Linked DNA regions of Homo sapiens: all the other regions are linked to region 2. Evidence: chromatin contacts called from ENCODE Hi-C or POLR2A ChIA-PET data. All regions are on one chromosome and are shown on one strand. Each heading gives the region's core, a stretch centred on a gene start or an enhancer-like site at or near the end of the contact. The rest is flanking DNA. Distances are from core to core; before and after follow the strand shown. Region 1 overlaps ATP2A2 (ATPase sarcoplasmic/endoplasmic reticulum Ca2+ transporting 2). Region 2 holds the start of C12orf76 (chromosome 12 open reading frame 76). Region 3 overlaps ANAPC7 (anaphase promoting complex subunit 7).

What was found. A loop is a pair of places that touch in the nucleus more often than their neighbours do. ChIA-PET counts read pairs that join two places held with the same protein, here RNA polymerase II (POLR2A). Pooled maps may share reads with other maps.
Region 1: a loop to region 2 is called in a pooled map, with 2.9 times the contacts of the local background. The contact joins the enhancer-like site here to the promoter of C12orf76 in region 2. A Hi-C loop is called at or near these places in 2 of 50 pooled maps. POLR2A ChIA-PET finds 5 or more read pairs at or near these places in 4 of 52 experiments (CD8-positive, alpha-beta memory T cell, GM10248, GM12878 and 1 more).
Region 3: a loop to region 2 is called in a pooled map, with 2.4 times the contacts of the local background. The contact joins the enhancer-like site here to the promoter of C12orf76 in region 2. A Hi-C loop is called at or near these places in 2 of 50 pooled maps. POLR2A ChIA-PET finds 5 or more read pairs at or near these places in 3 of 52 experiments (H1, T-cell and WTC11).

What each region holds. Positions count from the first base shown.
Region 1 is chr12:110,311,376-110,314,884 of GRCh38, reverse strand. The region is part of intron 5 of ATP2A2 (ATPase sarcoplasmic/endoplasmic reticulum Ca2+ transporting 2); the gene reads right to left. Among named protein-coding and RNA genes, the nearest start is that of ATP2A2, 32 kb to the right of the region's middle. RefSeq lists an enhancer at 173-252. Within about 2 kb of position 1,729, at least 14 of the 41 ENCODE cell types and tissues checked have a DNase peak (open chromatin) inside an H3K27ac peak, as active enhancers do; they include GM12878, where a contact is called at or near this core.
Region 2 is chr12:110,046,746-110,050,279 of GRCh38, reverse strand. It overlaps C12orf76 (chromosome 12 open reading frame 76), which reads left to right and starts at 1,758. Exons shown (of 2, transcript NM_001389625.1): 1 at 1,758-1,917. The coding sequence starts at 1,785. RefSeq lists an enhancer at 810-1,069 and a silencer at 1,990-2,049.
Region 3 is chr12:110,383,126-110,386,291 of GRCh38, reverse strand. All of the region lies in intron 6 of ANAPC7 (anaphase promoting complex subunit 7), which reads left to right. Among named protein-coding and RNA genes, the nearest start is that of ANAPC7, 19 kb to the left of the region's middle. RefSeq lists an enhancer at 1,492-1,551. Within about 2 kb of position 1,876, at least 3 of the 41 ENCODE cell types and tissues checked have a DNase peak (open chromatin) inside an H3K27ac peak, as active enhancers do.

The DNA.
Region 1 (3,509 bases), core at 480-2,979, 260 kb before region 2:
CAAAAAAAAAAAAAAAAAGTGTATCTTCTGGATTTTCTGGACATCTCTTTATGTACAACATTCACTAAAACAATATTAGACCTTTTATATTTATACATACCTGTCTCATTTTAAAAAGTGGCTGTATAGTAATAATAAGCAATGAAATTTTGAGACTATTATTTCTAGACCAGGTACTGCTGGAACAGCTTCACAGGTTACTAATTCAATCTTCACAACTCTAAGGAGGGATCTATTATCTTTACTCCCTCCCTGTTTATAGATGAGGAAAATGAGACACTAAAAGGTACTTGTTCAAGGCCACAGTATTTCACAACCATACCATGAACTAAATGAATCATCCTCTATTTTTATGGCTATCTAGTTATTTCTAACATTTCCTTTTACGGTGTTACAGGGTTAACATCTTCGTCTGTTATCTTTTACTTTTGCATACAAATGTATACTCCCACCAAGTTTATGTCCCTCCTGTTTCCCCATTCTCTCAATCTTGTATTTTTCTGGCACTGATAATGCCAAGCCCTTTGTTTTACTTTTTTTTTTTTTTTCTTTTTTTGAGACAGAGTTTCACTCTTGCTGCCCAGGCTGGAGTGCAATGGCACGATATCAGCTCAGCACAAACTCTGCCTCCTGGGTTCAAGTGATTCTCTTGCCTCAGCCTCCCAAGTAGTTGGGATTACAGGCAAGCGCTACCATGCCCAGCTAATTTTGAATTTTTAGTAGAGACAGCGTTTCTCCATGTTGGTCAGGCTAGTCTCGAACTCCTGACCTCAGGTGATCTGCCCGCCTCGGCCTCCAAAGTGCTGGGATTACAGGCATGAGCCAGTGTACCCGGCCACCAAGCCCTTGGTTTTCAAAAGTTCCATTATCGGCCGGGCACAGTGGCTCATGCCTGTAATCCCAACACTTTGGGAGGCTGACGGTGGGTGGATCTCTTGAGGTCAGGAGTTCAAGACCAGCCTGGCCAACATGGTGAAACCCCGTCTCTACTAAAAAAAAAATACAAAATAGCCAGGTGGGGTGGTGCACACCTGTAATTCCAGCTAATGGGAAAGCTGAGGCAGAAGAATCGCTTGAACCCAGGAGGCAGAGGTTCCAGTGGTCCAAGATTGCACCACTGCTCTCCAGCCTGGGTGACAGAGCCGAGACTTTGTCTCAAAAAAAAAAAAAAAAAAAAAAGTTCCATTATCTTTTAATATAAAAGTTGGTCACAGTTAAATCTGCCCATCTAGGTGGTTTGGTGTTAATGCTTAGGAAAGGTGGTTCCCATGGCCAGCAGCGGTGGCTCACACCTGTAATCCCAGCACTTTGGGAGGCCAAGGCAGATGAAGCACTTGAGGTCAGGAGTTTGAGACCAGCCTGGCTAACATGGTGAAACCCCATCTCTACTAAAATATACAAAAAATTAGCCGGACATTGTGGTGGGTGCCTGTAGTCACAGCTAACGGGGAGGCTGAGGCAGGAGAATGGCGTGAACCCAGGAGGCGGAGCTTGCAGTGAGCCGAGATCATTCCACTGCACTCCAGCCTGGGCGACAGAGCGACTCCGTATCAAAAAAAAAAAAAAAAAAAAAAGGAAAGGTGGTTCCCAAACCACATGGTTTCTTCTCCTTTTTCCAAAATCTTCATCTCAGTAGCAAGAATGAAAAGGTTGGCACTTCCTGGTACTGTGACTACCACTGAATCATGGGGAGTAGAGAGGAGGTGATTACAGGAAATCAGGAAGGAAATGCCAGCCCCATGAAATCAGGTCAGGCTTCAAGATCAACTGGCCTATCATGGTCTGATGGTTGAGGAGAACTCTCATTTCTCACAGTTCTTAATGTCTTAGCTATTCTGACAGTGCTCAGGGGCTCTCAAACTCAAAAACTCTCTATGCTGATTTTTGTTTTAGACTATTTTGCTCTTCTGCTTATCCGTTTTCTAGAGTAATAATTTATACCTTGGCTTTGGAAACAGAGGTATAGCTTCCAGGATTTACAGAACAACTAAAGCAATTTTTCTTTTTTGTTTTGTTTTCTTTTTTTTTTTTTTTTGCAACAGAGTCTCGCTCTGTCCCTCAGGGTGGAATGCAGTTGTGCAATCTAGGCTCATTGCAGCTTCCATCTCCTGGGTTTAGGCGATTCTCGTGCCTCAGCCACCCAAGTAGCTAGGATTACAGGCATCCACCACCACACCCGGGTAATTTTTGTATTTTTAGTGAAGATGGGATTTCACAGTGTTGGCCAGGCTGGTCTCGAACTCCTGGGCTCAAATGATCCGCCTGCCTTGGCCTCCTAAATTGCTGGGATTACAGGCATGAGCCACCATGCCCGGCCTGTACTTCAGTTTTCAAAACTAAATAGCTAGAATCCTGAGGTGGACTTTCTGAGGAGGAGGACAAATGAACCTCCTGAAGTTGCACACAAGATTTTCAATATATGTTTTTGGGGAAGAAAGTCCATAAATTTCATTAATTCTCAAAGGGACTGTGATCTAGAAATGATTAAGATCTGCTCTAGAGCCTTGCTACTCAAATTATTGACCTGGGAGCTTATTAGAAATGCAGAATAATCAGGCCCCATTTCAGACTGAACCAATCAAAACATACATTTTAACAACATCCCCAGGTAATTCCTGCACACATGAAGTTAGAGAAACATTGATCTAAGCAGTGTGCAAAATCTTAAGGCTCCCCACCCCCCGAACTTTTTTTGGGAGACAGAGTTTTACTCTGTCTCACTCTGTCACCCAGGCTGGAGCATACTGGCACGATCTGAGCTCACTGCAGCCCTGACCTCCCAGGCTCAACTGATCCTCCCACCTCAGCCTCCCGAGAAGCAGGGACTACAGGAGCACGTCAACATGCCCAGCAAATTTTCATTTTTTATTTTTTTAGAGACGGGGTCTTTCCATGTTGCCCAGGCTGGTCTCAAACTCCTGAGCTCAAGTGAACCTCGTCTCAGCCTCCCAAAGTGCTGGCATGAGCCATGGCTCCCAGCCTCACTATGCAAGTTTTTAAAACTTTTTTTGTAAAGACAAGGTCTCAATATGTTGCCCAGGCTGGTCTCAAACTCCTGGGCTCAAGTGATCCTCCTGCCATGGCCTCCCAAAATGCTAGGATTGCAGGGATAAGCCACTGCACCCAGCCAACACCTTTTTTTTTTTTTTTTTAAACAATTCTCTTTTCATATTTTACAAAAGACTTTGGTACAGAGATTGTTGTGGCCCACAAAACCCAAAATATTAGCTGGACGCTATAGCTCACACTTATAATCCCAGCGTTTTTTTTTTTTTTTTTTTTTTTTTTTGAGATGGAGTCTCGCTCTGTCCCCCAGGCTGGAGTGCAGTGGCGCGATCTTGGCTCACTGCAACCTCTGCCCCCTGGGTTCAAGTAATTCTCCTGCCTCGGCCTACCGAGTAGCTGGGATTACGGGTTACGGGTGCCTGCCACTGCACCCGGCTAATTTTTGTATTTTTAGTAGAGACGGGGGTTTCACCATCTTGGCCAGGCTGGTCTTGAACTCCTGA
Region 2 (3,534 bases), core at 509-3,008:
GGTGAGGCAATGTGTGAGGTGGTAAAGCCTCCAGATTCAAAACTATGCTTGGGTCAAATTCTAGCTCTGCCACTTTGTGTGTGCAGTGTTGGGCCAAACACTTAGCTCAATTCCCTCATGTATTCAGCAAACAGTTACTGAATATAATATGCTACTCTTCTAGTCTTGTAGCAGGACGAGCCGCAGACAAAACCTCTCAGACACCGAGTTGTAGAAGGAAGGGCTTTATTCAGCTGGCAGCATCGGCAAGCTACTGCCTTAAAATCCGAGCTCCCCGAATGCACAATTTCTGTCCCTTTTAAGGGCTCCTCACAGCACTAAAGATTTCACATGAAAGGGTCGTGATTGATTTGAGCAAGTAGGTGGTACGTGACAGGGGCTGCATGCACCAGTGGTAAGAGAGAAACAGAACAGGGCAGGGAGTTTCACAACGTTCTTCTATACAATGTCTGGAATCTATGAATAACATCGGTTTCTAAGTTATGAGTTGATTTTTAGCTACTGGGTGTGAGGCCTCTGAGCCCAAGCCAAGCCATCGCATCCCCTGTGACTTGCACGTATACATCCAGATGGCCTGAAGTAACTGAAGATCCACAAAAGAAGTAAAAATAGCCTTAACTGATGACATTCCACCATTGTGATTTGTTTCTGCCCCACCCTAACTGATCAATGTACTTTGTAATCTCCCCCACCCTTAAGGTACTTTGTAATCTCCCCCAACCTTAAGAAGGTTCTTTGTAATTCTCCCTACCCTTGAGAATGTACTTCGTGAGATCCACCCCTGCCCGCAAAACATTGCTCTTAACTTCACCGCCTATCCCAAAACCTGTAAGAACTAATGATAATCCACCACCCTTTGCTTACTCTCTTTTCGGACTCAGCCCGCCTGCACCCAGGTGAAATAAACAGCCATGTTGCTCACACAAAGCCTGTTTGGTGGTCTCTTCACACACGTTTGGTGGTCTCTTCACACACATGAAACTGGGTTTAGGCCAGGCAGGCCCAGGCCTGGTTTCGGGCCTGGCGCCGGGCTGCCCGTCTTTGGTTTCACTTCCTTGTTGTTTCTTCTTAAAACAGGTACTGAGTATAAAACAATATAAAACAAAATGAGAGGGTCTCTCTCTCCCCCAGTCTCTGGGACAGAGCAGAGAGCAAGAACAAAATCGCTGTGCTCGTGGACTTTACATGCTAGGGCGGAGCAGGTCCTCAGAAAATCATCAAATGTACGTTAAATGTATAAGGTAAATGGTGATGAGTCTAAAGTGAATGGGGGGAATGGAAGAGAACGAAGGTAGGGAGAATGTACATTAAGGGAAAGGGAGGGTTGCAATTTTAGAAAAGGATGTCTGGGCAAGGGCTCCCTGAGAAGATGGCATTTGTACTATAGAAACACAGTATCTATTTTCCAGGCCCGTAATGAAGGTTTAATAAGAAAATGCATGGATTCGTAAAAAATCTTCAATAGGCCCCAAATGGACCTACAAGACCTCGACCCCAATGGATGAGGGAACGCTAACCACAGCAGAACGGTAATCGCGGCGAACGTTGGCACAGACGGAAAGTTGATCTGAACGGAAAGTTGGTCCGGGGGAAACATTAGTTATTGAGGAACGTTAATCCGGAACAAATCTTAGGCAGAAGCGGAACTTAGACCAGGACGCACAGTTACCATGGCAATGACGCGCGCCCTAAGGGCGGTGGCAGCGACGCAGAGAGACCTGGGAGGAGACAGAGGCAGGGCTTGCGACGGAAGTGGCCTCTCTGCTTCTGCAGGGCTGGGGAAGATGCTGCGTCCAGCGTTACCGTGGCTGTACCTTGGCCTCTGCAGCCTCCTGGTGGGGGAGGCAGAGGCCCCGAGCCCCGTGGATCCGCTGGAGCGGAGCCGGCCGTACGCGGTGCTGCGAGGGCAGAACCTGGGTGAGCGGCCCTCGGGCTGGCGGGCGGCGGGTAGTGCCTGAGCTTTCACTGCTCCGGGTGCTGGAGCCGGGCATGTACGGAGCGGACAGGGGATAGAGTGGGGAGATGGGTGAGTGCGGGGGGTGCAGGTGAGGCCCCTCAGGGGGCCCCGAGACTCCCTCTCCAAAAGCCTGGGGCAGAAGGCCTGAACTTTGCCTCTCAGCAAGTGCTCAATATGTGCCAGAACCTTCGCCTCCCAGGTTCAAGCAATTCTCCTGCCTCAGCCTGCCGAGTAGCTGGGATTACAGGCGCACACCACCACACTTGGCTAATTTTTGTATTTTTAGTAGAGATGGGGTTTCACTATGTTGGCCAGGCTGGTCTCAAGCCTGGCATGGTGTCCAGTAAGCTCTCAATATGTACTGCTTGCCCATGAATGAACTGCAATCGGGAGACCTGGGTCTCATTCTGGGTCCTCTCCTCTCTGGCAGTGTGGGCTCAGGCTAGGCAACAAGGCACATCATTTACCCCACCCCTCTTCTTTCCCAGAGGAGCCAGTATTTATTGCAAAAATGATAACAGTTTTTGAGCATTTCCTACATCCCATGTCTTGTGCTACGCACTTTGTATACGCGAATTCATTTGAGCCTTACAATAACTTAATGAGAAACGTACGGTTTGCAGCCCTTTTTTTTTCTTTTACAATAGTGTCTCCTCTGTCACCCAGGCTGGAGTGCTGTGGCACGATCTTGGCTCACTGCAGCCTCGGCCTCCTGGGTTTAAGTGATCCTGCCACCTCAGCATCCCGGGCGAGTAGCTGGGACTACAGGCGTGCACCACCACACCTGGCTCATTTTGTTGTTGTTGTTGTTTACTTTTTGTAGAGGTGGGGGTCTCGAACTCTTGGGCTCAAGCAATCCTCCTGCCTCGGCCTCCCAAAGTGTTGGGATTACAAGTGTGAGCCACCGCACCTGATGTTGCAGCTCTATTTTTCAGATAAGGAAAATGAAACTCAGAGAAGTGAAGTTATTTGCCCAAAGTTACATAGCTAGGAAATGATGAGGCCAATACTAGAACCTGTTTGGGGGCTTGAAACATAAGTTGTGGGAGGATATCTTCAACACACACACACGCTGCGTAAATATGTGTGTGTGCATGGCTTTGGCTTTGGAAGGAGTTCTGGAACTTAAAGCTTGGCAAACTTCACAATAAATCTGCCCCTCGCCAAAGTCTTCCCTTCCCACTGTATCTCCTTGGTACATCTGTATATCTACAAAGTGGCTATTAGTATCATTTTGGATTATCTTGACTCTACATGAACTCAGTGTTTGCCATGTGTTGACGACTTACTGTGTACCTAGCACTCTACTAAATAGTTTCCACACATTATCCCACTCGATCCTTCAGAACAGGGTTTCTCAACCTGGATATTACGACATGTTGGATAAATGATTTCAGGGGGCGAGGGGCAGTGGGGGGGCTATGATAAACACTGTAAGAAGTTTGGTGGCATCCCCAGCCTTTAGATACCAGTAGCACCCCCTACTCCTAATCAAGATAGTCAAAATCTCTCCAGACATTGCCAAATGTCCACGGTACGCCAAATCCCCATTGGATACCCACTGCTGTGGAACAGTA
Region 3 (3,166 bases), core at 627-3,126, 340 kb before region 2:
TGTTGGGGGGGATCAGAGATAATAGGGAGAATATGCAGCATTAATACTCGATACCAAGTTTCATAGAAATGGTGTATAAAACTTATACTAGTCTTTTACTTTTTTTAGGTCATGACACATGTCTCTAACGCTTAGGTAATACCATTTGAGCAGCTGTTTTTGCTTGAATTCAAGTGTCTTCTCCCCACAGATCATTATTTGGCTTTTTTTCTTTTGAGGGGGTCATAGCTCCTCCTTATGACTTATAAATTTATGGTGTGCCTGACTGAGAATTTGGATGGCATCCCTAAAACCATAATATCCTTTTAGGGAATTTTGTTTTGCCATGTCCTTAGTATAATTAAAAAGGAATAAGAAAGGGATAAGGTGATTAAAGGCAGTAATTAGGCGTGAACAACAGAAAAATCACTGATCTTGAAAAAGATTGCAGGTGAAGGGTAATCTTCACAGGGACCTCCAACAGATGGCAGTTAGGACACTGGCAGTGAGTTCTCAGGAATAGTGGGAAATAAGGTCAGATAGATATGCTGTCTATTTGTAAAGGTCCAAAAAAGGCCATCAGAAAAACAGGGCCTTGTGACAATAAACAGTCTTATGAGCTCTTAAGCCAGGGGAATGATGGAGCTGGGAAGGGGCCATCCCAAGCGTTTAGATGAGGAAGCAGATCTAGAAGGATGGATTTGTTTGCACAAGATCTCCCCTCACCTCAAGTGCTTATTCCTCTTCTCCAAGCTGCCTGCACCCATGATGAAAATGATGTTTTAGAAATACTAGTCTGGCAACAGCTGGCAGCTTGGAATGGCAATGGCAGCTTGGAATCTCAGACCCAGGCCCAGGGGCTAGCAGGAGCATTGCAGTAATCTTGGCTTGAGAGGAATTTTCATGGGAATCTGAAGGGATAGCAAGGGATGGAAGAGAATGGTGGCAAGAGATGGGTAACAGTGAGCATAGGTCCCTTTTTATAGAATGTGGGTGAGAATAAAGCGGGGGCTGCGGAGAGGCAGTGATTTTTTATTTGTTTGTTTGAGACGGAGTTTCACTCTTGTCGCCCAGGCAGGAGTGCAGTGGCACAATCTCTGCTCACTGCAACCTCCGCCTCCTGGTTAAAGTGACTCTCCCACCTCAGCCTCCCGAGTAGCTGGGATTATAGGCGCCCGCCACCACACCCAACTAATTTTTGTATTTTTTTAGAAGAGACGGGGGTTTCACCATGTTAGCCAGGCTGGTCTGCAACTCCTGACCTTAGGTAATCCACCCGCCTCAGTCTCCCTAAGTGTTGGGATTACAGGCCTGAGCCACTGCACCCAGCCCGAGGCAGTGATCTTTAATGAACTGCATTCTGGATAGAACTACAAGCTTTTTTCTGGAATAGGCCAACTTTTTCTGAGACTGATTGGCTTTTCAGCAGTGTATTTCTGATGGTCTAGAACTCTGGGAAGAGAGACCTTAGTTGATGCCTTTTTTGGGCCTTTTCTGGTTGGGTTAGGGTAGCTGTGTATCACACCACAGGATAGAAGGACAAGCACTTCCTGAAAATAGCAGGCTTTCAAATTGTGAGGTAGGTTGTTCTGCTCCTTTGGTTTTTTGTTTTTTTTGTTTTTTTTTGTTTTTTTTTTGTGAGACAGAGTCTCACAGGCTGGAGTGCAGTGGTGCAATCTCGGCTCACTGCAACCTCCACCTCCTGGTTTAAGCAATTTTCTGCCTCAGCCTCTTGAGTAGCTGGGATTACAGGTGTGTGCCACCACGCCTGGCTAGTTTTTGTATTTTTAGTAGAGATGGGGTTTCACTATCTTGGCCAGGCTGGTCTTGAATTTCCACCTCGGCCTCCCAAAGTGCTGGGATTATAGGCATGAGTCACCGTGCCCGGCCTCCTTTGGTTTTGGTTTTGGTTTTGTTGTTAGAGACAGGGTCTCACTCTGTCACTCAGGCGGGAGTGGCACAAACATAGCTCACTGCAGCCTTGACCTCCTGGGCTCAAGCAATCCTCCTGCCTTAGCCCCCTGAGTAGCTGGGACCACAGGCATGTGCCACTGTGCTTGGCTAATTTTTTTTTCTTTCTATTTTATTTTACTTTATTTTATTTTATGTTTTAGACATAGTCTTACTCTGTTGCCCAGGCTGGAGTGCAGTGGTGCAATCTCGGCTCACTGCAACATCCGCCCTCTGAGTTCAAGCAATTCTCCTGCCTCAGCCTCCCGAGTAGCTGGTATTACAGGCGCCTGCCACTGTGCCTGGCTAATTTTTTGTATTTTTAGTAGAGACGGGGTTTCACCATCTTGGCCAGGCTGGTCTTGAACTCCTGACCTCGTGATCCACCTGCCTCAGCCTCCCAAAGTGCTGGGATTACAGGCATGAGCCACCGCGCCTGGCCCTTCTTTTTTCTTTTTTTTTTCTTTTTTTTTTTTTTTTTTTTTTTGAGACGGAGTCTCGCTCTGTAGCCAAGGCTAGAGTGCAGTGGCACGATCTTGGCTCACTGCAACCTCCGCCTCCCTGATTCAAGCGATTCTCCTGCCTCAGCCTCCTGAGTAGCTGGGATTACAGGCACACGCCACCATGCCCAGCTAATTTTTGTATTTTTAGTAGAGATGGGGTTTCACCTGTTAGCCTAGTCTCGAACTCCTGACCTCGTGATCTGCCCTCCTTGGCCTCCCAAAGTGCTGGGTTTACAGGCATGAACCACTGCACCTGGCCACTTGGCTGATATTTTAAAATTTCTTTAGAGACAGGGTCTCACCATATTGCCCAGGCTGGTCTTGAACTCCTGGGCCCAGGTGATCCTCCTGCCTCTGCCACCCAGAGTGCCAGGATTACAGGTGTGAGCCACCACGCCCAGCTGGGTTTTGCATTTTCTTTTTTTGAGACAGAGTCTCAGTCTGTCACCCAGGCAGTGCAGTGGCGTGATCTCGGCTCACTGCAACCTCTGTCTCCCTGGTTCAAGTGATCCTCCTGCCTCAGCCTCCCAAGTAGCTGGGATTACAGGCGCGTGCCACTATGCCCGGCTAATTTTTTGTATTTTCAGTAGAGATGAGGTTTCACCGTGTTAGCCAGGATGGTCTCGATCTCCTGACCTCGTGATCCACCTGCCTCGGCTTCTTAAAGTGCTGGAATTACAGGTGTGAGCCACTGTGCCCAACCTGGGTTTTGCATTTTAATAGTCACTTTGTAG